2 separate regions of the Homo sapiens genome follow, and region 2 is linked to region 1. Evidence: read pairs that join two places in POLR2A ChIA-PET (ENCODE). Cell type or tissue: MCF 10A. All regions are shown on one strand. Each heading gives the region's core, and the rest is flanking DNA. Links, peaks and the distances in the headings are about the cores only.

Region 1 (16,104 bases), core at 8,891-11,390:
GTGCCAGAATTTCTCAGATAAGTCAAGAGAGGGGAAAAACACAAATCACACCCCAAACCACCAAGAGATGAATGAATGGCAAAAAGAAAACAATACATAATTTAAAATGTTGTTAAACATTTAAAGAAGTAAATTGTAACCATTTTCTAGAACAGCAATTATACGTAAGAGTGTTTTCTAATTAATTTTCTTCTGAAAACAATTGGTGAGATCCTGCAGAGATTCCCTCTCTTCCCCCAAGGCCTTTCACACCCCTGGAGCCCCAGGAAGCCCTCTGAATCTCCACTCTCTACCTACCTAGAGGATCCCTTACCAGATACTACCTCGTGTGTCATGTTGTAAAGCATTTCTCACAATGTGGCTAGTCTTTCTAACCAGACTGCAAGCATCCTAGATACAGAAATATAATCACATGATCTCCCCAGAAGCTACCATGGTGCCTTGACTACATATCGATTGATTCATTTAAGAATTTCTAAATGTTTTCTTCAAACCAACAGAGAATAAAAATCTGAATGAGTACTTCATTGCATTATACCAGTATAAAAGCAGAACTGGCAATACCATAAATTTGAAATTACTCACATTTTGAGGAAATTGTAGACTCTTTGGGCTGCAGAGAAATATCATTGCTTGGTGCTCACTCTCACATAACATTCTGTCTTGCAAAATACCAGACAGATATCAAAAGCAGGAAGGTGGGTGTGGATATGGAAAACAGAAATCAATTTGCAGTATTTTGGTATCCTAGAACCAGTGAAACTTTTTCTTACACAGAAAAGTACTATGTTTGGTATGCAAATATTATTATTAAACTTAACACCAGTTGTTAAGTTTTCAGAATTGTTATCCTCAATAGGATAAGCTGAAAATTGAAACAGCTTTAAGAAAAAACATTTAACGAAACGTGGGATGTTTAATGAAAAATTTCCCACAATATGACTGTCCCTGGTCCCATTTTTAGAAAGAAAATCCTGAGCTATTTAGAATATGGAATGATGAATATGGATAGACCTGGCTAGTCTAGAATAGTCTAGGATAGAATATGAGTATGATGATGACAACATTTGTGCAAAAATTTTCAGTTTATAAAAATACATCAAAATTCATTAATACCTCTTTCAAAGATTTATATGTTTTGCTCATTCAAATATTTGTATATATCTATATATATTTGTACATCTTGATTCTCAATTTAAATGCATTACTTCACTTACTGCTCTTTTAAGGATTTATACATATTCTTTTTTCAATGATTTATACACAGTGCTTTTTGATGTAGGCAAATGAAGCAGCTGAAATGTTAGAAGAACAAGGTTGTAACTTAACTACTTTATAGCATCCTATATGCAGAGTTGAAGACTAGACATACTAGCTCCCTTTCTTCAAATGGGTAAACGAATACACAGAAATGTTAAATAATTTACTAAAATGTATGTAGGGATGACTGCCTCTTGAGTTTCCTGATTTCCAGGACAGCCCACATCAGATTATGTTGATTCTTTTCTGGCCAGTCTGAGACCTATAGAGTCCCAACGTTCTCTGATTTCATCCATACCTATCTTTGGAAATAGTCCTCAGGAAATGAGGGAACAATACGAAGCCTAATGTGCTGTGATGTGTGTAGAATATATTTGACACTTGTCTCGCTAATTAAAACTCTACTTCTCTACCCAAATAGCGGTGTTGTAAGAGATCATCACACTCACTTCTGCATTTCCTTCCTTATTTAATGTCCTCATGGTCACATGAGATGACTAAATGCTCAGGTCCTGAGCTACATTTCCATGTTTAGTAAATCAGGAAATAGTGAAAGATATGTCTTGTGACATTTTCATTCCAAACTTAGACTAGGCATGAGTATTTAATGACAAGCGAATAGATGTGAATGAGAAAGAGGTCAAGATTTGAATAATCTGGATTGGTATCTAAAATAATTTATAAGAAAAAATCATATATAGGGGGTTTTAATAAATATATTTCTCTCTATATAAAAACTCTCCTGATTCCCACAGGTAAAATTATTTCCTCTTTCGTGTATCACCATCTGTAGCCCTCACAACTCCGAAAACACTTTATTGTACTAGTTTTACACACCTGTCTTTTAAATGTAAAGTCTCTACAGAAAGGAAATGCGTTGTATTGATTTCTGTATTCCTATTAACTTGAATAATACTGAAATACAGTAGATGCTAAATATGCTTGTTTCATAAATGTGGGATAAAATAAATGTTTCTGTAGCCTACGCCATTAAGGATTTTATACTGGAGCTGGGAGATAATCAATCACGTAATATTTAGTGGTACCTACTGTAGGATGTAAAGGAAGACGACAATGAGATGCACCCTGAGGACTTGGGAATGGCAGAAATGAGATTGTTCTACATACAAGAGAGGGATTTTTGTAAAACTCAACTGAAAGAGAATAGGACTTGACTGGAAACTGCCGACTATATTTAAGACCTTATGAAAAACAAATGTATGAGTTGGAAAGAGAGTTGGTCACTCATGGGAACAATGAGAGAGCTGCAGAGTAATCCTCCAAGTAAGCACTTTGCCAGGACAGTAAGCAGTCAAGGAAGCACTGTCCACTATCCAAGCTCATCGTACAGAAGGACACTACCTACCCAGTCTTGTGGGCAGGAATCTCCTTAGGTTAAAAAATATGTCACCAATCTTCTTGTTCTAATCCTTAAACCTGTGATTCACCTGACTAGTCGCTTTTGCCTTGATTCCATGCTCACCAAGAGTTCTGATGCCTCTAACTAAACTCAAAGAGCTCACCTGAAGGTACCTGAGGACGTAGGTGTCTAGTTATGCTAGATAGGGATATTTTATTTTGAAAACTAATAAATTAGAATCAATCTGATGAATCCGAGGAAGATGAGTTTGCCTCTGGCTGATGTAGTAACATGTGGTATCCTGCCATTCACATCACTGTGCTTGTGAGTCTGAGGGGCAAATTTAGATCCCCCCAAGATGATTCCTCCCTATGGGTACTTGTGGTCTTCCCTAAGCATCACGTCTTTGGCTCCTCCATGAGCCACGTGCCTTTTCTTCAAACGGCTGCACAGATTATGTGCGTAACACTATGCTTTAAACCACTAGAGAGTGATCCAAGAGAACATATAATTAAGTGAGAAATTGTTTGGCATAAACTAAAAGTGCTACAGAAATTCCGAGAGAATAAGGATCACTGTGGTGGGCAATTATCCAAGGAGAGCTTCCTAAAGGCCTATGGTGTTAAGAGGGAACTTGATGTCTGGGTAGGATGTGGGTGGGTGGAAAGAAAAGGAAGGCATTTTTTTTTTTTCTTTGAGATGGAATCTCACTCAGTCGCCCAGGCTGGAGTGCAATGGTGCGATCTCGGCTCACTGCAAGCTCCGCCTCCCCGGTTCATGCCATTCTCCTGCCTCAGCCTCCCGAGTAGCTGGGACTACAGGCGCCCGCCACCACGCCCGGCTAATTTTGTTTGTATTTTTAGTAGAGACGGGGTTTCACCGTGTTAGCCAGGACGGTCTCGATCTCCTGACCTCGCGATCCGCCTATCTCAGCCTCCCAAAGTGCTTAGGATTAGAGGCGTGAGCCACCGCGCCCGGCCAAGGAGGGCATTTCTAAGAGGAGAATGTGGGTTCACAGATATGGAGGCCAGAATGCTGGACCGCATTGCTGAAGTATTAGAACCACAAATTGGGCCAACATACTCTCTTACTTCCTTCAAAATGAAACCTGAAAATTGATGAGAAAAGTAAGAAATCAGCCTTCTTATTTAAGCCCTGATCTGTGAGCATGAGTAAAACAAAATAAAATAAAATGAATCCCAATATCCTATCATGTGTCTAGTTTGAGAGAAGGATATTAACACTCTAATTATTTGCTCTTAAGACCAATTTTTTAAAGCTGTCACTAATGCAATGAAAACATTTACACAAACTTCTAAAGCAAACAAAGAAAAAACAATATCTGTCACCAATAGAAAAGCAAGTTTGAGTGCTAGAGTACAATAAATTATTTATTATACTGATACTGGATTTGTTCTAGAGACTAACATGACCACAGGAAAGGAGGCTTTACTAAATAATTCCTAGTAAAAGAAACTTTTAAATAATTTTTCTTTCATTCACTCTAAAAAACAATCTTCACAGATAGATAAAAGTATTATCTTTAAAAATGCAACATTTATGTCAGGAAAAAAAACAGACATTCATGTGTTTTCCCTACTCTTAAATTCTTTTTTTTTTTTTCTTAATTTAAGATACAGTGTCTTACTCTTGTTACCCAGGCTGGAGTGTAGTGGTGCAATCATAGCTTACTGCAGGCTTAACCTCCTAGGCTCAATCGATCCTCCTGCCTCAGCCACCTTAGTAGCTAGGACAATAGGTGTACACCACCACATCCAGCTAATTTTTAAATTTTTTGTAGAGACAGGGGTCTTGCTGTGCTGCCCAGGCTGGTCTCAAACTCCTAGTTTCAAGCTATCTTCCTGCCTCTGCCTCCTAAAGTGCTGGGATTACAGGCATAAGCTACCATGCCTGACCCCCATTCTTTATAATACCTTGGCATATGGGAGATGAAGGAAATAGAAAACAAAATGATTTTCTCCTAGGCCAGTTGTGATACATCACCTCTTTCACCTGCCGTGTAGTTGGTATTCAGTGTTAGAAAAAGGAGTGAAGTGAATGAAGAAGAACAAGAGGAAGAGATGAAACAGAAGAAGCGAAGAAGTAGTCTGCACCTGCTCAGAAGAAGTGGTGGCCAGGTGGGCCTCCAAAATTAGAAATCCAGCCCTCTCTCCATTTCTTGCCTCAGTCAGCACTGTCTCCATCCTATGTCTTTCCATCCTATATTTAAGTCTTGCTTCTGGATTAAGACTGGCAAAAACAATATACTTCCTAAAGGATCACTTTTCAAACATTTATGCATATGGAATAGCAGAACCCTGTATGTGTGCCCAAGTGAGGGTACGCTGATCTAACTCCAATATACCTTGAGACATTGAACACACCAAGCAGTTAAAATGGGATAACAGAGCCAGGCATGGTGGCTCACACCTGTAATCCCAGCACTTTGGGAAGCCAAGGCGGGCGGGTCACCTAAGGTCAGGAGTTCGAGACCAGCCTGACCAACGTGGAGGAACCATGTCTCTACTAAAAATACAAAATTAGCCAGGTGTGGTGGCACATGCCTGTAATCCCAGCTACTTGGGAGGAGGAGGCAGGAGAATCACTTGAACCCGGGAGGCGGAGGTTGCAGTGAGCCGAGATCACGCCATTGCACTCCAGCCTGGGAAACAATAGCAAAACTCCATCTCAAAAAATAAATAAATAAATAAACACATACATACATTTTAAAAATGGGATAGCAGATTTTAATTCCAGGACACTCAGTCACCAATGTAGGTATTCCATTTGACTCACTCCCAGAGATGTCTCTCCCTCTCTTTCTGTCTGTCTCTTTTTCTATCTGTATCTCTATCTTTCTCACACACACACAAGCACACATATGCATGCACATACTTGCAAAATTAAAAAACACCTTCAAGCTTTCTTTATGGTCCAAGAGGAATTTTGCTGTACAAATATGGTTGCCTTTCAGGAAAACTTAACTTCATTTCCATTTTTTAACTTCTGTTAAGCCACAACTCTGGAATTGTGTTTCTGAAAAAAAGATACGTACTTAAATTTTTTAAGAGATAAGTGAACAATATCTAACACTGATAATGGAACACCCTGTTGTGAATGCATTCAACTTCTAAAAGGAATATAGAAACATAAATCTTTCACATTTAAGTGGAACAATGGTGACACAAAGACAATCCTGAAAAATGACTCTTCAATACTTTGAAATTCTCATAAACAACCTTTTCTCAAGAAGGCTATAAAAAGAGTCAGTTTTGCCTGAGTCAGAGCAATTTTAGCTAATTAATAGCACCCTCTGGACCTATGAAAAATTGACATTCTCCATAACAGACCAAGTTTGGGATGTGGCTCATAAAGAAGCTCCCAACGAGACTTCCATGCTTATTTTCTCCTTTAGATCCAGAGCAAACATCAGCAAACTATGACTCAAGGGCCAAATCTGGCCTGCAGGCTGTTTTTGTAAATAAAGTTTTATTGGAACATAGACACACTCTTTTGTTTATGTATTGTCTATGGCTGCTTTTGGGCTCCAAGGACAGAGCTGAGTAGTTGAGTAGCTGCCAATAGTCATATGGTCCACAAAGCCTAAAATATGTACCCTCTGGCTCTTAATAGAACAAGTTTGCTGACCCCTGATCTAGAGGAATGATTTCCCTCTTCTATTATTCTTTTGAACTGAAAGTCAGGAGACCTTGATTTTAGACTCACTCCATCCTGCCAGTAAACTTCTATGTGACTTTGGGCCAGTAATTACTTTCCTCAGGTTTGGTTTCTTATTTGTAAAGTAAGGAGGGCTGGCCCTGGTGATCATCTATTCCTTATTAATTCTCTTTAAATGTCTGTGTTCTAAGGGGATTGAGACCTCTCAATTTTTAAAAGGAGTTTATTTTTAAAAGGAATCCAAATCAATTAAAAAAGGCATCTTTCTTTTTGTAAGATGTACACTTTCTTTTTCAATGTAAACCAGGGTTTTACACTGAAACACTTCACATTATTTCAAGCATTCAGTACCGAGTAAAACCCCTTGCTGCTGTATCACAGTCATACCAGAAAGCTGCGGGTTAGAGCTGGAGAGAGAACTATAAACAGCAGTAAAATCTGTTTTAGACAAGGCAGCACATCTGCCCACTGCACCCCCTTCCCAAGAAATGCATTGCATCACTTGTGCCAGAGATGAATGCTCTTTTCTGTCATGTTTTGGTAAGTGAGTGCTCTACCTCCTCTGTCGCTCTGGGACCCTGAGGGAAATGACAGGAGTCATCCCACTGAAGGAGCACTTTGAATTCATGACAAAGGCGAAACTTTCTTTTTTCAATAGAAATGGGGCTGCTCACTGTCAAAAACTTCTGTGCCACTGGCATATGCAGCATTACACAACTTCTTTCTAGACATATGACATAAAGCTGCCAAATTAAAGAAATGATAGTATAGCAAGAATTGTCTCCTCTCTTCCAAAATCTTCACAACAGCAAAGAATCTTTTGCAATTGCTACTTGACAGAATAAAAGATTTGAGATATTATGTTATCTTAAAAACAAAATCACCTACGGAGCTTTAAATAGAGATCAGAAAATGCACTAGACCTCAGTTCTAATAACTATTATTTTAAAACCCGAAAGTCTGTATCTTTCAAATAAACATTTTTTTCCCACATTCTTTCTGCCTGGAAAATAAAGGTATTTTGGGGTATCTTTGAGTCTCTGAGCCAGAAATCATTCGTTCTTAGTCTCCATAGTAGGAGACTTTGAATAGAAATATGCATACGTGGAATTTAGAAAGCACCATGAATGCGTACTCACTTTAAAATGTTAGATTTTAAAACAGAAAGGAGAGTCTATCAAATGAAGCCGCTTGAGAGTTTTTATAAAACCCAAAGAGAATATATATTAACATATAACATTGTTATATGTCATCAATCTGGAGGGTTGATAATAACATTGATATCTGGATGTTATCAACCCTACAGATAACATTCAGAGCTTGGTTACTGTCTTCTTAGTAAATATCTATGGTATACTGAGCTCTCTGCCTTTACCACATATTATATAGTTTGGCTGGCAGCTTTGTTTTCAATAAGTGCTTTTCTTTGCAAGAAAAAGATGCTAGTGAGTGCCATCTATCATTTCTGCTAGATCATCTTCCAAAATCCCAAAGAACAGCACTGTCTGCTTTTCTCTTTCTGACAGAGAAACCTCTGAACTGGATGCTAATATTTTGCAGACCAAGCATGAGCCAAAATGGATTAAAAAATCTAAGCTGGCATATCTGCATCAGTCTAAGCAGTTTCAAAGGAAGAACTGCAATGTTAAGCTGATTATTGTAGCTATGGTTCTCCCTTGTCCGGTCCCCTCCCCGAGTTCTGTATTTTATAGTAATTTACCTTCTCTTCTTGGCCAGTCAGTATTCTTCTCATCCTCTCAGATCCTGCTTAAGTCCCATCTCTGTGATCACACTTCTCTCTCGCCCTCACAAAGCTTTGAACATAGAAGGGGCTTATAAAAATTGTTGGTTTGTTTTGAAAGTCTTCCTGGATGACCTCAGCCCATGTTGATCTCTACCTTCCTTAACTCCTTTGAGACTTACTGCCTATCGCACAATTAACACCTTATTATCCTTGGCTCTAATAGCCTGTACCACATAATACATTTCATTTCTTCTTTATAATTGTTTCACAGGAGTTGATTTTCTAACTCCAATTAAATTGTCACCTCCCGATAAGTGAAGCTGTGTTTCCATAATATCTAAACAAACTGTTAGGCACATAGTGGACATCCAAAAAATATTTATTTTTCAATCTATAGCAGCTTTCACATTGCTTGAAAGATTTGATAGTTGTGTCACAGGCAACTGCAGACCAAACTTTTATTCATTAATGTAATATGTAATTGTCGTGTATTGAATCTGGCTGTGGATACAACACATTCGGAAAACTACATAATCTTTTATGCACGCCTACTTTCTTCAAGGCTCACAGATTTCCAGAGTTTACACCTTGCTCATTGTTTAGAATGTGATGCAATGAAAGGAATCTGCTAAGCTAATGTTTATTTTAACAAACACTTTGTTTGAATGCATCCTGACAACTCAAGCATCTGTTTTAACTAGAAACATCAACTGAGCTGACTTACTACATTGATAAAATTTGAAAAATTGCTCAATATTCTGCTTTGTTCTGCCTGTATGGACAAAGTCTAATGCTTTCCGTGCCACCAAATTAGTACTTAAGTGGTTAAAGTAACCAAAGGAGCTTTTGTATACTCTATGCCAGCTGGTGTTCTAAAGAGAATTAGACCTGAAATACCCAGCTCTCAGGACAAGCAATTAGTACAGAGCTTTAGTTGTTTAGTTGGGGGTTTCATTAATATGGAAGAGACAATAAAACTGCCATTTACACTATTACAGAGTCTGATTTAAGCATTTCATGCTAGGACACCTCACATATGAAATCAGTGAAGGGCTTGTATAAAGGAGGAGAGCAATATTAAGCTCATCAGACACAAAACAAAACTGAGCCAAGGTGTATCTGTGTTATGTTTCAAGTCAAATAACACATTCTTTACTTGCAAGTGAGACAAGATTTATTTTTCCTTAAGTGGCTAACCTCTGGAAATAATTTGTGAGACCAGAGAAAAAGAACCCAATTTTGAATGAAATTTCTGCTGTGAGTCCAAACTTTGCTGTCTCTACTGCAGCATTCCCATGATTGCTATGGTTTTCACTTTGCAAACTCCCTCACAATGACATTTAGGTTTAGCTCCTGGATCGATAACTTTTTTCCAAAGTTTGATCCCATTGTAGCTATTATCGCTGCAGACAAAACTTCCTTTATTGATATGATATGTAGAAGTGGGTTTACTAAGGTTTAATGAGCCAGAAATTACTAGAAGAGCTATGTAGAGGCATGTGAGCTTATTCAAGTGTCTGGTATGAACAGAGCTTGTCAGATAAATAATGTGTTTACAAAATGGGGTAGAACATTATTGAGTCACTGATGAAATATAGTTGATGGAAGCTTCTTGGAGAAACAGAACTAAGCAAGAGAGAATTTAAAAAGGGATTTGTTGAAGGATCAGTGTCCAAAGGAGTAAGTAGCCACTTTGGGTTTCAGAAGTCTGTGGAGAAAATAGAAAATGAAGAGGTATTCTGGCCAAAGTCCAAGTAATAAGCAAGCTGTGACACCAGGATTGAACCTAAGATTAGGCACAAGCTTGCCAGCTAGGGAAAAGACAGGTTGAAACAACTACAGCTGCAACCAAAGATGGGAATCACACTAACATTTTAAAGTCAGAATTGGTCCATTAAATACTCACTTTCCTAAACTTTAACATGATGATACAACAGATCCCAATCCTTCTGGCTGCCATAAAGTAAATGTGGTGCTGTTCTCTAAATGGCTGTTATATAGTGTTAGGTTTGAATGATTTAATACTTGGGAGGAGACAGAAAAAGCTCTAGGTTCCAGCCCACTGAGGTGGCTTTTCTTTCCTTCCTTGAGTGATGGCAGTAGAAGAGACGGAAGTGAATAGCTGTTGACCCCTATTGGAGGCTGTACCTGCCAATACCAGCACTTCTCTCAGGAAGCTTAGAAGAGACTGATAGAAAGCCTATGGCTATTTTCGTCAATTTCAGAGTAAAGGCAGATTCCTAGGACGAAATCAAGAATGTTCAGAGTTTGAGTTGTCCTAAAAACTGAGGCTGGAATGTGATTATGCTTTTTTCATGATTCAGAGTTTCTAAATTACTGTGAATTGATGTATCTTGAGTTTATGTTTTTGAATTCAAAGTACAGGCGAATCAAGAAAAAAAAAAGTAGAAAGAAACCTTGGTTTCAAATTTGGGGGCTACCATTTACTAACTGTCCACTTGGAGTTTCCATTTGGAGTCTATTGTATCATTAGGACATAGAATAATAGCACCCATGTCATAGAGCAGCAGTGGTGGTCATGTCCCAGAGTAGAATGAATGTTGGTCAATAATGTAGGTATATTAGTAAGTTCTCAAACATTTGTTAGTATTCTTCACCCCCTGACCCCTTTCTCCCAGCCACTATGACACAGTTGTGGTGACCTGTCCATGTCTTCTTAACATTTCTGAGCTGGACTATTCCCATTGGCAAATTAGGGAAACAATTGATTCTGAATAGGGTGGCTGTAGAGATCATTGAGATTAAGGGAATTTTTCTTATAGGCTTCATAGGCATCATCATCAGTTACAGTCTATGAGAATATATTAACTAATAACTTTTTTCTTTGTGGCTATTACAGCACTTCAATTTAGAAGCTACATTCAAAGACAAAAGCTAAACAAAAGCTAAGGGTCTGTGTCTTAGAATGCTAAATCACCATTAAAATAAACCATTTCAAAAACTCAATTAGCTGTTCAATTTTATACTGTGATTATTCTTTCTCCAGGTTTTTCCTGACATACAAAAAATAGAAAATTTGGTTTGTTTTTTCCATATTAAGAAAGCTGATGTCACGCCTGTAATCCCAGCACTTTGGGAGGCCGAGGCGGGTGGATCACGAGGTCAGGAGATCGAGACCATCCTGGCTAACAAGGTGAAACCCCGTCTCTACTAAAAATACAAAAAATTAGCCGGGCGCGGTGGCGGGCGCCTGTAGTCCCAGCTACTCGGGAGGCTGAGGCAGGAGAATGGCGTGAACCCCGGGAGGCAGAGCTTGCAGTGAGCCGAGATTGCGCCACTGCAGTCCGCAGTCCGGCCTGGGCGACAGAGCGAGACTCCGTCTCAAAAAAAAAAAAAAAAAAAAAAAAAAGAAAGCTGATGAACTGTCTGTGTCAGTGTTATATATTTAGTGGGCTTATTATTATTTTTGCAATGCATTGGCACAGCTCAATTTTAAATGCAATTACCACATTATAATCTTGGCAAGACCCACTGTTCCAAATAATTCTCTGATGTACAAATTAGTCTTCCTACTAAATGAAAACTGCCAGCAGAAAGGTACTATTACAGTATATAAAAATGAAAAGTCTCATTGAAGTACGGAATAACTATAAATTTCATTTCAGAAGCATATACTATATACACACAAACTTAAAAAAGTTATAATTAAGATGTCTAATTCTCCTGAAATAGCACTCAAATATATAATAATTCCCTGTAGGGTATGTAGGCAGTCTGGATCAAACAGCATCTCCCTATGCTGTGAACTAGAAACACTACTAGACTAATAGGTTGAACTATTTCTTCTGCTATTTTTCCAGAATATGAAGATAAACAGCAATTGAAGTGTCATCAGAAGATTCTGCAATTATTTTTTGATCACCAACACCATCGGCTGTTGTGAGGTAGAGTTTTTATTATAGTATATATTTACAAATGTCTTCAACAACTTACAGTATTTTCACTAGTTCTGCCACACAGTAGTACCATACATTGTCTTCTCAGCATCAAAGATTTAGTGCTTTAGCAGAGAAACCAACTCTGAAATGAGGACTTTGAGACTGGCTTTTATTTCCTACTAGGTGGTCCTTCTGGGAAGATCAGTGCACAGCTTCTCTTTCCAACATCTACTAAAAAATCCTTTTGAAACAATGTGGGAGGCTGACGACTATTCCCCTATTGCAGTGGTCCTTGACAGGGGGTGATTTGGCCCCCCAGGAGACATTTGGCAATGTCTGGAGATATTTTTAACTTTTGTAACTGGAGGGAGGGGTCTACTGGCACCTAGTGGGTAGAGGCCAGAGATGCTGGTAAATATCTTATAATGCACAGGACAGCCCCATACAAAAAGGACTTAGTCCAGAAAGAAAATAGTGCCACGGGTAAGAAACCTTGCCCTATTGGCTTCTCTGTCAACATAACAGGTATTGCCTGTGAACATTTGTTGCCAGAGTGAGTGTCCCTGGGACAGTGTTGATTGCGGAAGTCAACAGAGGAGGAGAATTTAAGTCCTCCACTTCCTGCTGGGCTCTCATAAAACGATGCAAACCAATGGGCCCTTGGTTTGTTTTAGGTTAGACTTGTGGAAGTTTTCGAAATTCTAGTTTTGCTCTGTTCAATCATTTTAGAAAATATCTAAGTATCGTTCTGGTTTGAATTAGTTTGTTTGGTCTATTTTTGAACATATTTTGCTTCAGTTACAACATTAATATTTGGGTTTTATTCAGTTCAGGGTTCAGCAAATTAGCAAAATTACAGCTTTGGGTTATGGTTACTTGTTATATATCTTTGCATGAGAGCCCATGCAAGTGTGATTGGAGCAGAAAGCTAAGGTTCATCACAACCATGGCCACTAGAGCTTTCTATGATCCAAGGAAGTTAATTCACTTTTTTACTTTGTTTCTCAAGAGGATTCAACAATGCAAGCACCAAACCAAGTGGATGCCCCTCTTTCTGTTGCTTGGTTTAAAATTAAAACCCTTGATGAATAAAGTGATTTATTTCATATTATATTTATGAAAAGGTAGAGCACTCTCAATGTTTTGAGTATTCCTGAAACTGTTTACTTAATTATACAATGAGAAACAAGACAGGAAAAAACTTCATAAAAATCACTAGGGATTTTAAAAAAATGCCCATGTACTCTTATTTTGCAATGGCTCTGGTTGTGAAATCATCAGACTGAAAAATACTGGAGGAGTGGTGAGGGTGGATTTTAGTGACAAGATTTCCTTAAGGCTGTAAATAAACCAGATTCAGTAAGAGAAACAGAGATGGCAGTTTTCATCATAAAAGGGGGAAAACATTTTCCAGTTGAATTATAGGTACAGCACAAAACAGTTGTTCCGTTTTTAAAAACTTTAGTTTCTGCAGGCTGAAACAGAGCATTTCATTTGGCTCAGTTCATGAAAGCCATCTGCACCTGCTCACGAAACAGCTTAAAGAGAAAAAAAAAGTGTGCACCAAGGATTTTAACTTACACAGACAATAAGGGATAGACTCTGGCACTCAAGCACTGAAAAAGCAGGAGCATGATAAAGGGGAAAGGATCATAATTTTATGAAGTGCCAATAAATAATAACCCCAAATCAGCTTACAGCATCACTTAGGTTTACCTGTGGAAGCTACACTTGCCTGTTCTGGTTGCATGTTTAAAAGTTAAGCAATTAAACCTCAATTATATAGGTTTTTCTTTTATGTAGCCTAGGGTTGAATGCATTACTGGCAGGAAACTTTAGCTCATGAATTCAATCAAAAATCCTTTCATTTGTCAGAACTGCTTCCTGCTGCCTCCTTTAAACATCTGCTTCTCCAGTTCAGGGACACACACACACACACATACACATACACACACACCCCCTCTTTGTTAAAATAATAAGCAATCTACCAACTTCCCTTGCAAAAGTTACATTCTCTCTTACACACACACACACTTGTTCCCAGTAGAGTTTATTTAATGTGTCTTTTATAGCTTCCTTGTCCTTCTCTCTTCCTTTCCGCTTTTAAATTCTGGAAAACCTCAAGCTGACAAAAGAAGACATTTTAAAAATGCGAGGATAAGGCCCGGCCGGCCTCCAGACCAATGAGAAGGAAGCAGAGCAAGGAGGCGGGGGAGGCGGGGTTGGCTGTCGGGAATTGCCTGCACTCCTTAAACGGCAGGCACTTCCTGCTAGAGGAGGCCAGCTCTGAACAGACAGAAATCGGGTGGAAAGCTAGCAGGAGGCGTTGCTCAAGTTCAAAACAATCTGTGCGTGTCCAGGCACGCGCGGAGCCAGACCCCAGCCGCGCGGCTCAGACCTCGCGAGAGCCATCACCTGAGAAATCCACAGCCTTTTCTCATCAGGCTTAGACTGTTTTTCCCATACCTCCAAGAAGGAAGACCCACATGTTAAAACTATGAGAAAAGCTGAAAGTGCCTTCTGAACAGTCATCCTTCTTTTTCTTTTTTTTTTTTTTTTGAGACGGAGTCTCGCTTTGTCGCCCAGGCTGGAGTGCAGTGGCGCGATGTTGTCTCACTGCAAGCTCCGCCTCCCAGGTTCATGCCATTCTCCTGCCTCAGCCTTCCGAGTAGCTGGGACTACAGGCGCACGCCACCACGCCTGGCTAATTTTTTGTATTTTTAGTAGAGAAAGGGTTTCACCGTGTTAGTCAGGATGGTTTGTCGTGATCCGCCCATCTTGGCCTCCCAAAGTGCTGGGATTACTGGCGTGAGCCACCGCGCCCGGCCCAGTCATCCTTCTTTAACCACGACATAGGTACTCAGGTCCGCTGGCCTTCCTCTGCACTGATGGACTTTTCTTTGTGAAACTGATTCAGAGGCGGACCTCAAGTGGCTTATTCCTTCGCCTAAAAATCGTGCTGCTTTTTCCTCTAGTGAAGTCTGGAGTACAAATTAATAAAAACTTGGGGCTGTGCGGCCTAATGGCTCAAACCGTGTTCCAGATGTTTTGAAATATTATTACCCCTTTTGAGAGCCTCAGTGTCTCCCTGGAGGGTAAGACATCTGCCTTAAGGGCACTTACCAAGAAACTACAAACATTTGACTGCACACAACAATGGTATCTTAATAAGACAAGGTGCTTAATACAACTGGCTGCCCTATTATGACGTGTAAGAACGTTTTCATATGTAAGCTATGCTTGCAATTCTATAAGTAGATAAGGAAGCTTGTGGTTGTTACACTTCTAATATATGGATAGAAGAGCTTAAACTCTAATGATTAGAAAATTACTGGTATTCTGAAGTGTATTACAATCAATGCATTCATGATATCTACACGTTGTAATTATTCATCCTTAAATTAAAAATGGTTTATATGGTTATAGCCATATATATCGATTATTGTTTTATTATATTAATAATAGCTAACATTTCTGAGCACTATGTGCCAATTATAACACAAAGTTCTTTACATGCATTATTTCATTTCACCCCTACGACTCTACAGAACTATGATTACATTGAAGAAACAGAGGTTTGTATCATTCATTTGCTATAGGCCAGGGAGTGAGTTAACAAAGCTGTGACTTGAACCCAGCACCTGGACTCTCAGAGCAATCACACACTATTCAACCATCCACCCATTCATCCATCTATCCGTCTGTCTGTCCATCCATGCATCCAATCACCCACACACCCATGCCATCCAACATGAAATGTGTATTATTTGGAAAGACACAGTCATAAGATGTGCACAAAATACTTAAAAAAAGGATCTATTTTGTCCACCTGAAACAAAAGGAACATGCTGTATCTTAAAATGTCAGATGTTAGATGTGAGATTATACATCCATACTGAACTGTAGAAACAATGAATAATACAAGCAAAACCAAAAAAGCCAATGCAACTGATATCAACAAGAAATTCAATACTCCTCTGACATACAAAATATAATACTCAGTGTATCTCTCAAAAGACAATTTTTCTTTGAATTTTCCAAATAATTTGCAAAAATTAATTCAGGGAGCCTTCAGGAAAGTGCCTTCCGAACAGTCATCCTTCTTTTTTTTTTTTTTTTTTTCCAAAACAAAACATGCTTAGCATGCACACTTTTACCACTTT
Region 2 (16,104 bases), core at 6,548-9,047, 52 kb before region 1:
ATCAGAAAAGGATAGTAGGGAAAAGCAGGTACTATAACCATAGTGGTTTCAAAATCTATTCTCAAGGTCCATTCGAAACTAAGAAACCATGACTTTGAGAAATAAGGTTTTGGATCCCCTTCTGGAGTAATACTGAAGAATGCAGAATTGCCTAAGAAGGTCATAGCTGAAGACCTAGTGTGGGCAGTAGTGATACCAAAGAAGCCAAAAAAAAGGCTGCTGTAAGTTTGTGATGGATGGTGTTTTTCTAAAGGACCACAGCAATACCTCCATTTCATAGGCTCTTCTGGCGATGTGATTTTGACACTCCTCCCCCTGAGAGGTGGGTCTACGTTCCCTCCTCTCGAATCAGAGCCAGAATGTGTGACTTCTCTGACCAACAAAATAGAGTGGCAGTAATGCTCTGTGACTTCCAAGGCTAGGTTATAAAAAGGATACAGTTTCCACTTGGCTCTCTTTTTCAGGATGCTTATGCTGGGAATCCAGCCACTATGTTGTGAAGAAGCCTGGGTCACAGAGAGAGACTACATGTAGGTGTTCTGGCTGACTGCTCAAGTTAAGATCTCAGCCAACAGCCAGCAGCAACCACTAAACATGTGAGTGAGAGAACCTTCATATGACTCCAGTCCCTTGGTCTGTAAGCTGCTCCATCAGAAGCCAAAGGGAGCCAATCTGGACTGACTCCTGCTCAAATTATAGGCTCAAGGGCAAAACAGATGTTGTCATTGCTTGAAACCAGTAGGTTTTGGGGCAATTTGTTATGCAGTTATAGGAACTGGTACCTTCATGTGTGTCCGTGTGAAGAGACCACCAAACAGGCTTTGTGTGAGCAATAAAGCTGTTTATTTCACCTGGGTACAGGCGGGCTGAGTCCGAAAAGAGTCAGCGAAGGGAGATAAGGGTGGGGCCGTTTTATAGGATTTGTATAGGTAAAGGAAAATTACAGTCAAAGGGGGTTTGTTCTCTGGCGGGTAGGAGTGGGGGTCACAAGGTGCTCAGTGGGCAGGAGTGGGGGTCGCAAGGTGCTCAGTGGGGGTGCTTTCTGAGCCAGGATGAGCCAGGAAAAGGACTTTCACAAGGTAATGTCATCAGTTAAGGCAAGGACCGGCCATTTACACTTCTTTTGTGGTGTAATATCATCAGTTAAGGTGGGGCAGGGCATATTCACTTCTTTTGTGATTCTTCAGTTACTTCAGGCCACTGGGCGTATACGTGCAAGTCACAGGGGATGTGATGGCTTGGTTTGGGCTCAGAGGCCTGACAGTACCTCCACTATGTTACAAATTTCACCTAAGAAGAAGGCAGACACACCTCCAGAAAAAGTACAAGTCTAGTGGTTAAATACTGGTGACCCTATAAGGCAGGAGCTGCTTAGCTACTACTTGTCTTATCTCTGCAATGCTTCATGAGAGGATAATTGGGAGTTGGCTCTCCAGATCGAGACTATTTTTTTCTCCTTCACAATAACTTAAAATCTCTGCCTTTCTTTTGAACCTATGCAAACATCAGCAGTATACTTTGTGCAACTATATTAATAACCAAAAAACTTTCTATTAATAGGAAAATCTTCCTTTACTTTCTTTTCTCCTTGCCCTCCCACCCCCTTCAAGTCTTTACAACGTTGAGAATAAGCTCCTAAGATGCAAAAAAATTACAGCTTTTGGCCAAGTGTCAAGGAGAGCTGACATCATATAGAAGAATGGTCATTAATAGTCAACACTCATCCATAGTGGCCTCACACACTGGGCAATGAATGCTGATGGCCATCAGTGACCATCATATCCCAAACTGAAAAGATACTGAGTATCTTTTCTACTGATACTGAAGATACTGAGTATGCTTCACTAAAGCAATAGAACGCTTTAGTGAAATGCACGATCACTGATCAATTCTTTTCTACATTTGTCCTCAGCCATTTTTTTCTTTATATAATATCACAACCACTATCTAATTCAGCGAAAATCTTCCCTTTTATTGTAAATTTCCTAAACTCAGTTTTATGTCTCATCTTGGCTCCCTTAAATGTTAGAATTACTTTTTCATTTGCAGTAGGTATGAGGAAAAAAGACAAACTAATTTTCAAAAGACGTGGTGGAAAATGGATTGTAAATTCAAAGACCTGAGCTTTAGTCCTACTCCTTTGCTGAAGTTTCTTGTGTGATTCTCTGCGTGCCTCCGTTTTAATTTCTATAAAATTGAATATAAGGTCTGCCTTACCTGCCTCCCAGGTTTTGGTTTGTTTGCTTTGTTAAATAGGTATAAAAGCACTTTGGAAAATGTAATGTTCTACAAATATCGAAACAATGGGTCTGAGGATAAAAACAACCAACTATATGAAATTTTAGGTACTCCTAGTCCAGAGCCTTACGCATTCAACAAATATCTATTTAGGGCTTACTGTGTATCAGGCAGATCGCTAGGCACTTGCCTATGTACCAACAGGTTTCATGTCTTCCCTGGTTTCCTTCCCCACAAATTGACCTCTCATCTGATTGACATGATTTCCCTCATCATAGAATTAAACTACAAAAGCAGGGTATTGCTACTAGATGTAGAATTAAAGCACAAAGGCAGGGTATTGCTACTAGAAGCAGGTTAAATTCAACAAACATTAGCTAAGCACAGACTGGCTAGTGTTTTCATTAACAATATTTTATTTAATCCCCATAATAATGCCATCATGTGTATGTCCTTATTACTGTTTTATAGATGAGAAAGTTTAAGATCAAAGTAGTTAAGTAGCTTGCACAAGTCCACACAGCTAGTAAGAGGGCATACCTGAGATTCAAACTCAGGTCTCACTCTAAGCAAATTGTTCTTTTCATTTCAACATGCTCCTTGTCAAGATGTTTGCTCTCGCTGGAGAAGGAATGGGATGGAGATCTCCTTACCATCCACTAGAGGAACAGAGTTTTTTTTTGTTGTCGCTATCATACCCGTTAATTATGATGTAGCAATAGAAAACTTTTGGAAGCTCTTCTTCTTGGACATCCTTTCTTTTCTTTTTTTTTTTTTTTTTTTGAGACAGAGTCTTGCTCTGTCACCAGGCTGGAGTGCAGTGGCATGATCTCAGCTCACTGCAACCTCTGCCTCCCAGGTTCAAGTGATTCTCCTGCCTCAGCCTCCCAAGTAGCTGGGACTACAGGCGTGTACCACGACGCCTGGCTAATTTTTTGTATTTTTAGTAGAGACAGGGTTACATCATGTTGGCCAGGCTGGTTTTGAACTCCTCACCTCAAGTGATCCACCCGCCTCGGCCTCCCAACGCGCTGGGATTACAGGCACGAGTCACTGCACCTGGCCTTGAACATCATGTCTATACATGTTCTATATTCAGCATATTTGCTTATATTTTCCAAAGTCATGAATTTTAGATTTTTTATTTCTTTTTTCTTCCTCTCTTTCTCTCTTCCTTCCTCCTTCCCTTCCTCCGTTCCTCCCCCCCCCCCCTTTCTTTTGAGACAAGGGTTCTCTCTCTGTTGCCAGGGCTGGAGTACAGTGGCACAATCACAGCTCACTGCAGCCTTGACCTCCTGGGCACAAGTAATCCCTCTCACCTCAGCCTCCTGATAACTGGGACCACAGGCACATGCCACCACACCCAGCTAGATTTTTTTTTTTTTCAAATCTTTGTAGCAACAGGGGGATCTCCCTGTGTTGCCCAGACTGGTCTCAAACTCCTGAGCTCAAATGATCCTCCCGCCTCAGCCTCCCAAAGTGCTAGGATTATAAGCATAAGCCACCACACCCAGCCCATTTCTTTTATTATTACTTTATGTTTCAGAGCAGTCTTAGGTTTACTGCAAAATTGTGAAGAAATTACAGAGTTCCACATACTCCCAACTTTGCATTTTTACATGACTGTTTTTCTCTATTTCTATAACCTAATAAGCATGCTTTTCCTACCTTCCTACTGAACTTTTTACTAATATATTATCTAATTGAAATGAGCATACCCAGTACATTTACTAGAATTAGATGTGGGACTCAGAAATAAATCTGCAGGTTTGTTTTGGACCAACTATGGAAAAGCTACCTCAAATATGTGGAGGCCAAAAGTTTGCATTTGCACTCTACTGAACAGGGAGAGATTATGCACTCAGTTCTGTCCTTTGAGGATGGTACTCCCGGGCAGCACTACATCTCTTGTCACTGGGTCAGGCCAAGCAAAGCCCTAAAAAGCAACATTAGAAAAAAACGCATAAAGCTGGGCACGGCGGCTCACGCCTGTAATCCCAGCACTTTGGGATGCTGAGGTGGGCAGATCACGAGGTCAGGAGTTCGAGACCAGCCTGACCATCATGGTGAAACCCTGTCTCTACTAAAAACGTAAAAATTAGTGGGCGTGGTGGCACATACCTGTAATCCCAGCTACTCAGGAGGCTGAGGCAGGAGAATCACTTGAACCCAGGAGGCAGAAGTTTCAGTGAGCCGAGATCATGCCACTGCACTCCAGCCTGGGTGACAGAGCGAGACTCCATCTCAAATAAATAAATAAATAAATAAATAAATAAATAAATAAAAATAATGCATGAACAATGGTAAAGGTGGCGATTTCAACCCTTTATAATTCAGAGCCTATGGATTATTCAAATTCCAAATGGAATGCAAGCAACTCTGAATATAGTCATTTTACTTTTTTTTTTTTTTTTTGAGATGAGTCTCACTCTGTTTCCCAGGCTGGAGTGCGGTGGCGCTGTCTGGGCTCACTGCTAGCTCCGCCTCCCAGGTTCACGCCATTCTCCTGCCTCAGCCTCTCGAGGAGCTGGGACTACAGGCGCCCACCGCCACACCTGTCTAATTTTTTGTATTCTTAGTAGAGACGGGGTTTCACCGTGTTAGCCAGGATGTTCTCGACCTCCTGACCTCGTGATCCAAAAGTGAGACCTCGGCCTCCCAAAGTGCTGGGATTACAGGCGTGAGCCACTGCGCCCAGCCCAAAAAATGTTTTTTAAATTTGTCTAGGATTCGCTCTTGGGCACTAAGTCATTTGGGGAGGGTTTGTGATTTTTCTCCCTCTCAGAAGAACTATCATAGGAAGAAATGAAGAAACTTAAGAGTTCCTTCCTCATACTGTTTAGATTTTATTCATCCAATTGGCACCCAAAATCCACTACATAAAGACTTTGAGTGCTCTGATTTAAAGAAATCTATGAGATGTATGAGTGAGAAATGGTCCACCGAGGCTGAGCTGCTCTCAGTGGAGCTCCTTATCGTAGTGACAAAACTCAGGACAAAACTCCATCTGTGTTACAACCACCTCAGGGACTTTTGGTTACACGCAGTTGTCAGAAATAACAGGACTTTGGTGGAACTGCCTTTCTAGAAAAGGAGCAGTGAAGTGTTAAAACCAGTCTGCTTTCTCTCAGTTGCACAGCTGTGGGCTGACCAGGTGTCACACTGTAGGTTTTTCTCTCTTTATAGCCTGTTTCCAATATGTTTTCACAGGTGCTAGCATAGGAGGGCAGTGTTTTCCAGGGAGGCTCGACCATGTTCATGGAGGCTGAGCGCTGGGTCTTCCACAGAAAACAACTGCTCTCAAGGAAATTACTCATGACTGGAGGATTGTTCATGCCTGTTACCCAGCCTTGTCCACACACATTGCTACTAGTTTGGGGTCTAGATGAACATGTGGGCCGCAGACTGGCATCACCTGGGAACTTGCAAGAAATGCTGACTCTCAGCCTCTCCCCCAGACCTGCTGAATGAGAAGCTGATTAAGCAAGATTCTCAGGTGATTTGCATGTTACTGCTCAGTGTTCCTCAAATTTGAATGTGCATATGGAGTCCAGACTTGGGCTTTAGAACCTTGTGTATGCATCACCTCTTTTGGGCCCTCCAGTCTTCTGGTCTTTGTTTTTATACATTTTTCTCAGCCTTGATAGCCTGCATCTATTTTACCTTGTGCCACAATCCAGATGAGGCACAGTTTAATGTAATATGTATAGCATCAATGCGTGGTGCACAGATCCACAGCATAGGTACCAACAGAAAGCACCTTTCAAATACAGACTCCCAGCCCCTCCCCAGACCTACTGGGTCAGAATCTGCATTTTAACGAGACCTAGGATTTATTTACACCTTACAGTTTGAGGACCCCAAGTGTATAGAACCCACAAATTCTCCCATTCTGATAGACAGCATAGTTTACTTTCTTACTTTAATAAGCTGCATCACATACCTGCACACTAGAGGAAATTATACAGCAATAAAGCATAATTAGGTTTTGCTCCTAAATGAATTAAATATTAGCTTTTACAAATTGCCTATCAAATCACAGGAGAATCAAAGTACTTTTTTGAGTCCCTAGAAAGAACAGATACACAAAAGTGTACTATAAAAGTGGGATGAAGGCCGGGTGCAGTGGCTCACGCCTGTAATCCCAGCACTTTGGGAGGCCACGGTGGGCGGATCACCTGAGGTCGGGAGTTTGAGATCAGCCTGACCAACATGGAGAAACCTTGTCTCTACTAAAAATACAAAATTAGCCAAGCGTGGTGGTGCATGCCTATAATCCCAGCTACTCAGGAGGCTGAGACAGGAGAATCTCTTGAACCCGGGAGGTGGAGGTTGCGGTGAGCTGAGATTGTGCCATTGCACTCCAGCCTGGGCAACAAGAGTGAGAATCCGTCTCAAAAAAAAATGTGATGAAAAGAGGGGCAGATGCAATGATAATTATTTTGTGAATGTTGGCTACTATGTTAAGTAACTCACATGCATTTTATTTTCACAACTCCACTATGTAGGAAGTAGCATTATCCTCATTTTACAGATGAGAAACCGATAGAGAGAGCTTGAAATCACTTTCTCAAGGCTACATAGTAGGTGAGTGTTAGAGTGGCAGTTTGAACCCAATAGCCCCTGGCTTTAGAGCCGGGCCCCTTAACAACTATTAGCCAGTGTATCTCATAGAGAGAAGCTTTTTACACAGAGGCTACCATATGCACAAATATCACAAGCACAGTATGATTTGGTAAATGATACTGAATTCAAAGACACAAGTTTCACTCATTTTAAAATTGTGACTCAAACAAATGTGAATAGTGCCTAGAGGCTTCCTTGCTACTGAACTGTGGTCCATTTTTTGAACATTCCTGGTGCCCTGAGTAATGTACCTTTAACCTTATTTGAAATTCCCAGTATCTTCAGTGGGTGTCTGAGGGGTCTTTCTTACCTCTGTGAATCAAGTTGTCTCTGCACATTCATTTGGATACTTTCTCCCCATCTTTTTTAGAAGCTAAGTGTGATAGCTAAATGAGATAACATATAAAATGTGGCACATAGCAGATGATTAATAAAAGCCACTGTTATTCCAGATTGCTGGTTTTCTCAGACTTTCAAATTAACTCATTACCTAGATGCCAAAAGAAATATATTTGGTATTTTCTTGACACTTAGTAGGTATTCTAGAAATATTTTATTTTAAACAGATGAATGAATAAACAAAAGAATTGAGGTATAAACGTAGCTTCACTTAAGGAATCACTGCTGATCCTATCCCAGGTTGTCTTGGAAGTAAATGCTTGAACTCCCAGCATCATTTATCCAAAGTGAGTAAGAAGTTTTAAACAGGCCGGGTGCGGTGGCTCACGCCTGTAATGCCAGCACTTTGGGAGGCCGAGGGTGGTGGATCACAAGGTCAGAAGATGGAGACCATCTTGGCCAACATCTCTAGTAAAAATACAAAAATTAGCTGGGCATGGTGGCATGTGACTGGAACCCCAGCTACTCGGGAGGCTGAGGCAGGAGAATCGCTTGAACCAGGGAGGCAGAGGTTGCAGTGAGCCGAGATCGTGCCACTGCACTCCAGCCTGGCGACAGAGTGAAACTCTGTCTCAAAAAAAAAAAAAAAGTTTTAAATAACTGTCGTGTTTAGGAATGTCCACCTATTACTGTTCTTCTCCTCTGCTCTGATATTTTTCACTCCAGTCTATGGACTAAGCACTCCAGAAGAGGTGTCTGCTTCTGACTCCAGCACTGTGCATACTGATTCATTCGGCTGGCATTTGGCCTGGCCTTCATGTGGCAGAGGTATCTTTGGCCTATGGTTAAATGGAGTTGTCCCTCTGATGTTTCTGACTTGGCAATGAAATCTCAGTAACCAGAATCATCACTACAGCACCCTGCTATTTAATCTTTGCTGGAAAGTGATGAAAACAGACCTCACTTGTATGAGAACTCTTAGGTTTAGTGAAAGCAATGTGAGAAGTCGCCAAGTTTGTGCTTTGAAACAAGCACATGTTTGAAACCTTAGGTTTCTTTTTCTTAAGCTTTCCCAAGTTGGAAGCTTATAACACAGACATGAAAGTCTGATTTAAGCAGTTCCTATAACCTTTCTAATTTCAGATTTTAAAACTGCTTTTGCTTGAATAGAAAATGGAAAGCCAACACATCTCTCTCTACCCCCATCCTTCCCTGAATAACCTAGATACTTAAGCAATCCTTCCCTTCCCTGGGGCTGTGACTGTAGAGTATTATTTTATTGACTCATAATTAAGAACTTCTGATGAGAAAACCAGTCAACAGAGAAAAATGGCTTGGGGGTCCCACAAGCAAAGAGAAAGCCTGTATGTCCCTATTATGGCAAGTACAACAGGCAGGAATGAGGAGATCTTACAAAAGAAAATCTTTTTGAAAACGTTAAGTCCTTTAAAAAATGAACTTTATGTCCTTTTTGAGGAAGTCAGTTTTTTTTTTTCCTTTCCCATAATGTAATGAAAACGTGAGTGGTAGTTTGAGCTGCTGTAAGATTCAGGGAGTGTATGAGAGAGTGAAATTGTGTGTGGGAGGGGACTGACAATGGAAAGTTGGTGGTGAACACAGAGTGTGGGCAGAAGGAAAAAAGCACATGTGAAACATCTCTGAAAGGAAGTGTCACAGGAAAAACTTTTGAGGCAGCATTCTATGGGGCTGGTCAGAGCACCACCAAAGCTGCTGTGCATTTGTTCAACATTAAAAAAAAAATTCTGCTAAACAAATAAGCAAAAGATTTCAAATGTCCAAAGAGCCACTGAGGAGAAACCATTACTCTTTTAACTGAACAAATATTCCTGGAATTCAGTCACATCTTATTAGTAAAGAGAAGCTTCTAGCTCAATGCTAGAAACTGTTTTGTTTTTTTTTTTCTATATCTGGTTCCACTCATGGAAATGACCACCTCTGCACCCATTATTCACCGGCCATATCTAGTTTAATACAAGAGGTGATTTGCCTCTTGGTGCCTTGAGGTATGATTTGATGAGAGTTTGGTAATGCATATAAAATGGATTTCCATTATCCAATTATAGCCAATAGGACCTAATCTGACTTCTCTGAACAATTTTTTAAACAAGTAGCCATTTTGTATGGCACAAGTTTCGTGCTTATAATTTACTTCCTAGGAAATCTTTATGTATTAATGTAGTGTTTTTACATACCAATAGTTACTCCTAGAAGAGAATAGACTTTTAAGACTCATTTAAAGTGGATGCTTTGAATTCTCCATTTGAAATACCTGAAATAAGCTTAAACACTATTGCGGGATAGACTAGAAAGAAAAGTAGTCTCTTACCACTATGACTAATTTCAGGTAACTGAAAATCTACAGCTTTGAAACTGCAGCACTACTAGTTAATTTGCAACAGCAAATCTGTTTTTCTTCTGACAGATTTACTCATTCATGTCATGTTTCATTATATTCATTCTGTGGACATACAACATAAGCTATTAGAATGTGAAATCTACTTGCTACTTTGTTTGTTGGGCATTTTGTTTTGGTTGTTTAGATCTGATTGTAGGTGTCCTTGCTGAAATATTCAGGAACATCTGTGGGAAGCTAATTCTTCATTCAGAAAAGAATCCATCACAAGAGGAAATAGCTTTAAAAACTGGAACTGGGATACTTATATTTTTATTCAGTTGGCTTAATTTATTATTCTAAAATATTGAAGAGGACTAAAAGAATTTTTCTTCTAAAGTTCAGAGCCAAAGAATCTAGGATTGTATATGGCTGAAGTTAAAAGTAGGTGTCACTAGATGACACAAAGATAAAAAAAATCTTAATTCCTATTTTTTTACTCCCTTTTTCAAGGAATGATTTCACACTGAAAATTTGTTAAGAGGAAACTTTAAAAGCCAACATGGATGAAGACATGTTAATAGAGCACTGAATTTTTAGTTTTAGTGATGAACATGGAGTCTGCAATATCCTAGTATACAAAATGTGGACATTTGATGTGAGGTGAGGTTTTTGGGGAGAGATTGATGGTGGATATACATGTGTTAGGCACTGATCCAGACTTCTTAGGCATTACCTCATTTAATCCACCCAACAGCCCTAGAAAGGAAGTACTGTTGCAGATGAGGGGATCTGTTCATGAGAAAGTTTAATGAACTTGTCCCAGGGAAGGTTAATGAGGGGAAGAATGAAATTTTGAAATCAAGGTTTACTGGCCCACAGAATCCATGATGTTACTAGCCACCTCTTTTAGATGGATTTGTAATGAGTTATACATCCATATCTACAGCCAATCCATGAAAGAATGACAAACCACAGGTCACTTATGGTAAGGCAGGGAGCTGATGTCTCCCAGTCTTACAGAAGACTTTGTGTTGATGACTTAGTGAAATTTATGAACGCATGCAGAATAAATTTATCAATTACCTGGAACTGGGGCCAATAAAAATATTTGGGGTAACAATCAGGATAGAAATGATCTCAACAAACTGAAACTATGAGCCAGCCCTAAAGAGATGACATTTAACGGGGATAAATGTAAATCCCTCTTCATGGACATAAAATATCAGTTGTACAAAATGAGCAGAATTGGAGAGAAGTGATCTAGCAGGGGGTCTCATGTGTAAAAACATTTAATGTAACTCAAGTTATCAAATTTTTACTGAGGGCCTATTGTGAAAGAGACAATGGGGTACAGGGAGTTTTAGCTGACAGTAATTTCAATACTAGTCAATCAATGTAGCTGCCAAAACAATTAATGTAATCTGAGGTTGCATTTATAAGGTTAGTCTTTCTCTAATCTCTTCTTGTCACACCATATTGGCAACATAGCATTCAGTTTTGTGTACCCCCTTTTAGAAGGAGGATTGCCAAACTGATACCTGTTCAGAGGAAATACCAGGCTATAGATGCAGAAAGAGTCTAAACTACTATTATGTAAGAAAGATGCAAAGAAGTGAGGATTTTTAGGTAGTAGAGGAGTCATCAAAGGGGAAGCATAAGAATGGAACTAGGCCGGGCGCAGTGGCTCACGACTGTAATCCCAGCACTTTGGGAGGCTGAAGCGGGTGGATCACAAGGTCAAGAGATTGAGACAATCCTGACCAACACGGTGAAACCCCATCTCTACTAAAAATACAAAAATTAGCTGGGTGTGGTGGCGCATGCCTGTAGTCCCAGCTACTCAGGAGGCTGAGGCAGAAGAATCGCTTGAACTCGGGAGACAGAGCTTGCAAGTGAGCCGAGACCACACCACTGCACTCCAGCCTGGGCGACAGAGCGAGAATCCGTCTCAAAAAAATAACAATAATAAAAAAAAAAAGGGCCGGGAGCGGTGGCTCAGCCCGTAATCCCAGCACTTTGGGAGGCTGAGGTGGCTGGATCACGAGGTCAAGAGATGGAGACCATCCTTGCTAACACGGTGAAACCTCGTCTACTAAAAATATAAAAAATTAGCCGGGCATGGTGGCGGGCGCCGGTAGTCTCAGCTACTCGGGAAGCTGAGGCAGGAGAAAGGCGTGATCCCAGGAGGCGGAGCTTGCAGTGAGCCGAGATCACACCACTACACTCCAGCCTGGCAACAGAGCGAAACTCTGTCTCAAAAAAAAAAAAAAAACCACAAAAGAATGGAATTAGTTGAAATTCTACTATGTGAAAGGAGGTTCAGCTAACTGGATGTAGACCCAAGTTCTTGTCTAGGACCAACACATGGAGTTGTAAGAGAAGAGACTCAGGAAATGGATCATCATGTGAGTTCTGTCAGTGACAGTGTTGAAATCCAGCTGGAAGGCCACTGGATTGGGCTGTTCTGGCAGGAATTCCCGCAATGAACGCTTTCCAACTGGGTAGTATACAAGGTATTTTCCCACAAATCCTAACTATGTGAAGGTTACACGTCTGCAGTTTCCCATCTCATGGATAAGCAGAGTCTAAAGGAGGAAAGTAGAGGCTTTGAAGTCAAGTGAGGGTGAGCTTTCTGCAAAGCCGAGGGTCGAGGCTGGCTGGAAAACAGGGCTGGGAACCTGGGGCACTAAAACATGGTGGGTTGGATGGGCAGTTAGGGAATCATGTGGTTTCTGGGAAGAATGCGATTTGCTCTCACTTTTGAGAAAAGGTGCATGCAACACTTGCTAGCTCTCCAAGACCAAGTTCTTAGAATTCCCAGCTGTGATCCTTCATAACAAGGAACGTCACTGTGACAGGTCTGTTTCCCTAAATTGTGTCCCAGGAAGAAGGAGCCCATCAGGTGCAGAATGCTAGGTCAGGAGTTAATATCACTGGGACACAGATTTCTTAAATGTACAAAGACTTCCAAGGATGCTTCCAATCATAAGAATCTATGATTCTAAGAAAAATGGAGGTGATCTATGATGAGGAATTTTGATATTTTATAATCATGTCCCTGTCTTCCATCTTAAGTCTTGCTAGCACAGTCAAACTGTTTGAAGATAATTGTTTTCAAAAGATCAGGAAGAAATTTGTCTATATGCTAGCATTCCTTGGAATGACGCCTTCTAACTACTCTCAGTCTTCAAATTATCTGGAGGCAGAATAAGACTGCCTTCCAGTCTTATTAAGGGCAGGCCGGTTATCTATACTTAGGATGCCCTATCTTTGGGACATATGCCAGCATGAATGATCAACTGCAACTAGACATTGCCTAGTGACCGTGAATCATGGAGATTTACCTGGTTTGCTTCGTGCAAGCTATCTGACACTGCCTTTGTGTGCAGCAGAATTGAACTATTTTAAAATCAAAATTCTGGTGGAGCGTATGCCTTAAAATAATTTATTAGACTGTGAACTCTAGGAATCACATTGTGGGTGTACGATTAATACCCAAATAAGTGGTTCAGGAAACATTTTATTCATTCTCTGGCTCTTGCCATCTTCCACTGATTAAAGTATGGTGTTGGGGCCGGGTGCGGTGGCTCAGGCCTATAATCCCAGCACTTTGGGAGGCTGAGGTGGGCGGATCACAAGGTCAGGAGTTTGAGACAAGCCTGACCAATATGGTGAAACCCCATCTCTACTAAAAATACAAAAATTAGCTGGGCATAGTGGTGGGTGCCCCTGTAATCCCAGCTACTCAGGAGGCTGAGACAGGAGAATCATTTGAACCCGGGAGGCGGAGGTTGCAGTGAGTTGAGGTCATGCCATTGCACTCCAGCCTGGGCGACAGGGCGAGACTCCATTTCAACAACAACAAAAAAAAATGTGTCTGGGGAATAGAAATTGTGTGGCATTGTGTTTCCACAGCTAGAAAGACACTATCAGTTTGATCAGTTTGCAATCTCTACTTGGCAGAACACTACGTTAAAGATATGCTGATAGATTTTAGTGAGCTATCCTATCTGTATAACATCTTTAGCTCCAGAAATAAGAAGACACAGTAATAAAACAGTGAATTCTGTGTGATTCAAAAAGACAAATTGTATTTTCTGGAACATATGCAAATCAGCAATATATTTACCAATTTCAAATGAAGTGCTCTCCCGTGTAACAAAAAAAAAGGAATTTTTTCTTTGAAGAGCAAGATGCTTTATTTTTCTTTAGTTTTTATCCTTTTTCTTATGAAATGCAAGAAACACATATTTGACTTATCCATTTACTTTAGCCAAACAGTCTCCTTATTTTTAAATGTCTGTGTATACTACTTTGACCTGCATCTTAAGAAACATATCAAAAGTAGCTGACAAATTCTACCACCATATGGTTCATTTCTCTTTTCTTTGTTCCTTTTTACTTCTCACTGTAGCAGTGTCTGCAGAGGGGAGAGTGCCCAGAGTGGAGAGGATCCCAATCTCCTACTATCAAGATCCAAGCATCCTTTTTATGTCCTTCTTACTGTTTGTCTAAGTGGAACTCAATGAGACAAAGCATAGGCCTATCCGTCAAATGGTAAACGATCTAGAACTGGCCTCAAAATAAGAAACAAAAAATTATAGTTGCAGAAATAAAAGAAAGGCCGAGACTCTAATAGCTGGCCAGGTGGTCAGTTCAATACATTCATGCAAACAAATGGTCAATTGAACTGGAGGCTGGGGTGGGCAGTCTGGGGAGTGGGAAGTGGTGATTAACTAGACAGGTCGGGCTATTCAATTAATGGGTCACTTCAGTCCCAGTGTCTGAACTGGCAATACTGTGTATACATAGTTGAAGCTTACATATGAATAAAGTAAAGGTGAGTGTTTAGAGAACTCTCCAGATAATTTGGAAAAGGAAGTAGCTAGGGGCTCAAATTTTGTAGAGTGACTCTCTCCTCTGTTTGAATCTGCTAGATAATTTCCTGTTTCATTTTGTCTGAGCAAAAAACAAGCCTCCTTTATGCAAAACAGTTTACTGCAGGGAAAGAATAAATTTGTTGGATTAAATAATTTATTCTCTTTAGTTTACAACCTGAGTTGGATGAGATAAAATCTAGAAAATCTACAAGCAAAATAACCACATTTTGAAATGTTGCCTTCTTTTGTTCACAGGAGCTAAATGTGCCTCTTCTTTATTAGCCAAAGGCACAAGAACTAAATACAAAATTCCTTGGGGAAAAATGTTGCTATAGGGCTGAGTCCACTGGCTCCTTTCCCTTTCTTTATTCTCAGGAAGAAAAGGCACCACCGAAGGGAAAGCATTAAAATCCTTCTGAGGTTCAATTCATGATCCCTCCCTGCCCCTCAACCTCTCCAGCTTCTCTGACATTTAAAGGAACACTGTCAAATAGGTGAGGCTTTATATTTAGAATGAAAGGCTTAAAAATTCTTAATGACAATAGATACCATTCTTTGATACATATGCTTGGAAAACAGATTAAAAATATTCACATCTTGAACTTGTTTTTCTGACTGTGTCTATGAGGGCAAATGAAATTAGAAGAGCTAAGCATTTTGAACAGTATAGACATCTAAGTTATATAAACCAAGTCTTTCTACTTCACATTTTACCTCAGTCATAGGCTTTCTTTCTCCTATTGACTTGACCTCTGATAGAACCACAAGTCATCCTACTGAATATTCATGCATTCAAATTAAAAAGAAAAGAAAAGAAAAGAAAAACAGTGTCACTCTCTGCAAAGCCCTATGAATCTACACATTAAGCCACAGTGCTCTCCTAGATTTTACCCATGTTTACAGGAACACCTAAATTCACTGCTTGATAGTACTGGGGAGCTTCAGTGTGGGGTAAGAATATTTTCCCAAGAGCACCCAAAGGGGATAAGTGGCTGAAGGAGGAAAGCTCAGAGGAAGAACTTCCATCAAGAACCCAGGGATTGCAGAGTTCTTCATCCATCCAGAAAAATACAGAGGAAGACAAATGTGATTCTTTCATCAGTTCAAAAACTCAGAAAACTAAATATAAATTCTCTGTGCCTTCTGGGTGTCTGTTTCACCAAGAAAATATTGACTCAATCTCTGCTACGAAACATACAGGCAGAAAGCAGAAAAAGAGTGAGGCATGATATACTATGATCCAAAAGAAGCAAGGTGAAACTTGCACCAGGTAACCAACTAGGACTTATACCTCCATAGAATGGACGACCTGTGTGCATATAATTGTAAAGTCTTTTAGACTTGGTCAAAAGGCAAGGGCCAGATCTGTTTACTTGCAAATGGGCTATTAGCAGTTTATGAGAAAATTATACTGTGACTACCAAACTACTATCCATGTAGCAAAAACGACATGTTCCACCATTTTTTCCTCTCGTGCTGATTTACAGTAAGTCACAAAAGAGTTAATGTTCTCTCTCTCCCTTAATCCCTAAAGCAAGTAGGTTAATAGTACCAGTGGGTTGTGTTTATAGAATTGAAACACTGTTATTGTATATGTCAAGAGAATTAAACCTCTCTGATTATCTATACATTTTAAAATGTATCATTTCCTTGCATAGATACATA

What was found. Peaks named below come from ENCODE experiments on the same cell type or tissue, not always from the same donor. Only the 100,000 strongest peaks of a DNase experiment are listed, where the experiment ranks them.
Region 2: POLR2A ChIA-PET joins it to region 1 with 17 read pairs; 9 of 35 experiments call an interaction of 5 or more read pairs at or near these places.

What each region holds. Positions count from the first base shown.
Region 1 is chr11:96,229,172-96,245,275 of GRCh38, forward strand. All of the region lies in intron 1 of MAML2 (mastermind like transcriptional coactivator 2), which reads right to left. Among named protein-coding and RNA genes, the nearest start is that of MIR1260B, 100 kb to the right of the region's middle. RefSeq lists an enhancer at 14,376-14,525. In MCF 10A, for the core only: no CTCF peak of the experiment used is centred there; no DNase peak of the experiment used is centred there.
Region 2 is chr11:96,179,956-96,196,059 of GRCh38, forward strand. The region is part of intron 1 of MAML2 (mastermind like transcriptional coactivator 2); the gene reads right to left. Among named protein-coding and RNA genes, the nearest start is that of MIR1260B, 150 kb to the right of the region's middle. RefSeq lists enhancers at 67-960, 961-1,853, 7,905-7,964. In MCF 10A, for the core only: no CTCF peak of the experiment used is centred there; DNase peaks (open chromatin) are centred at 7,996 and 8,456.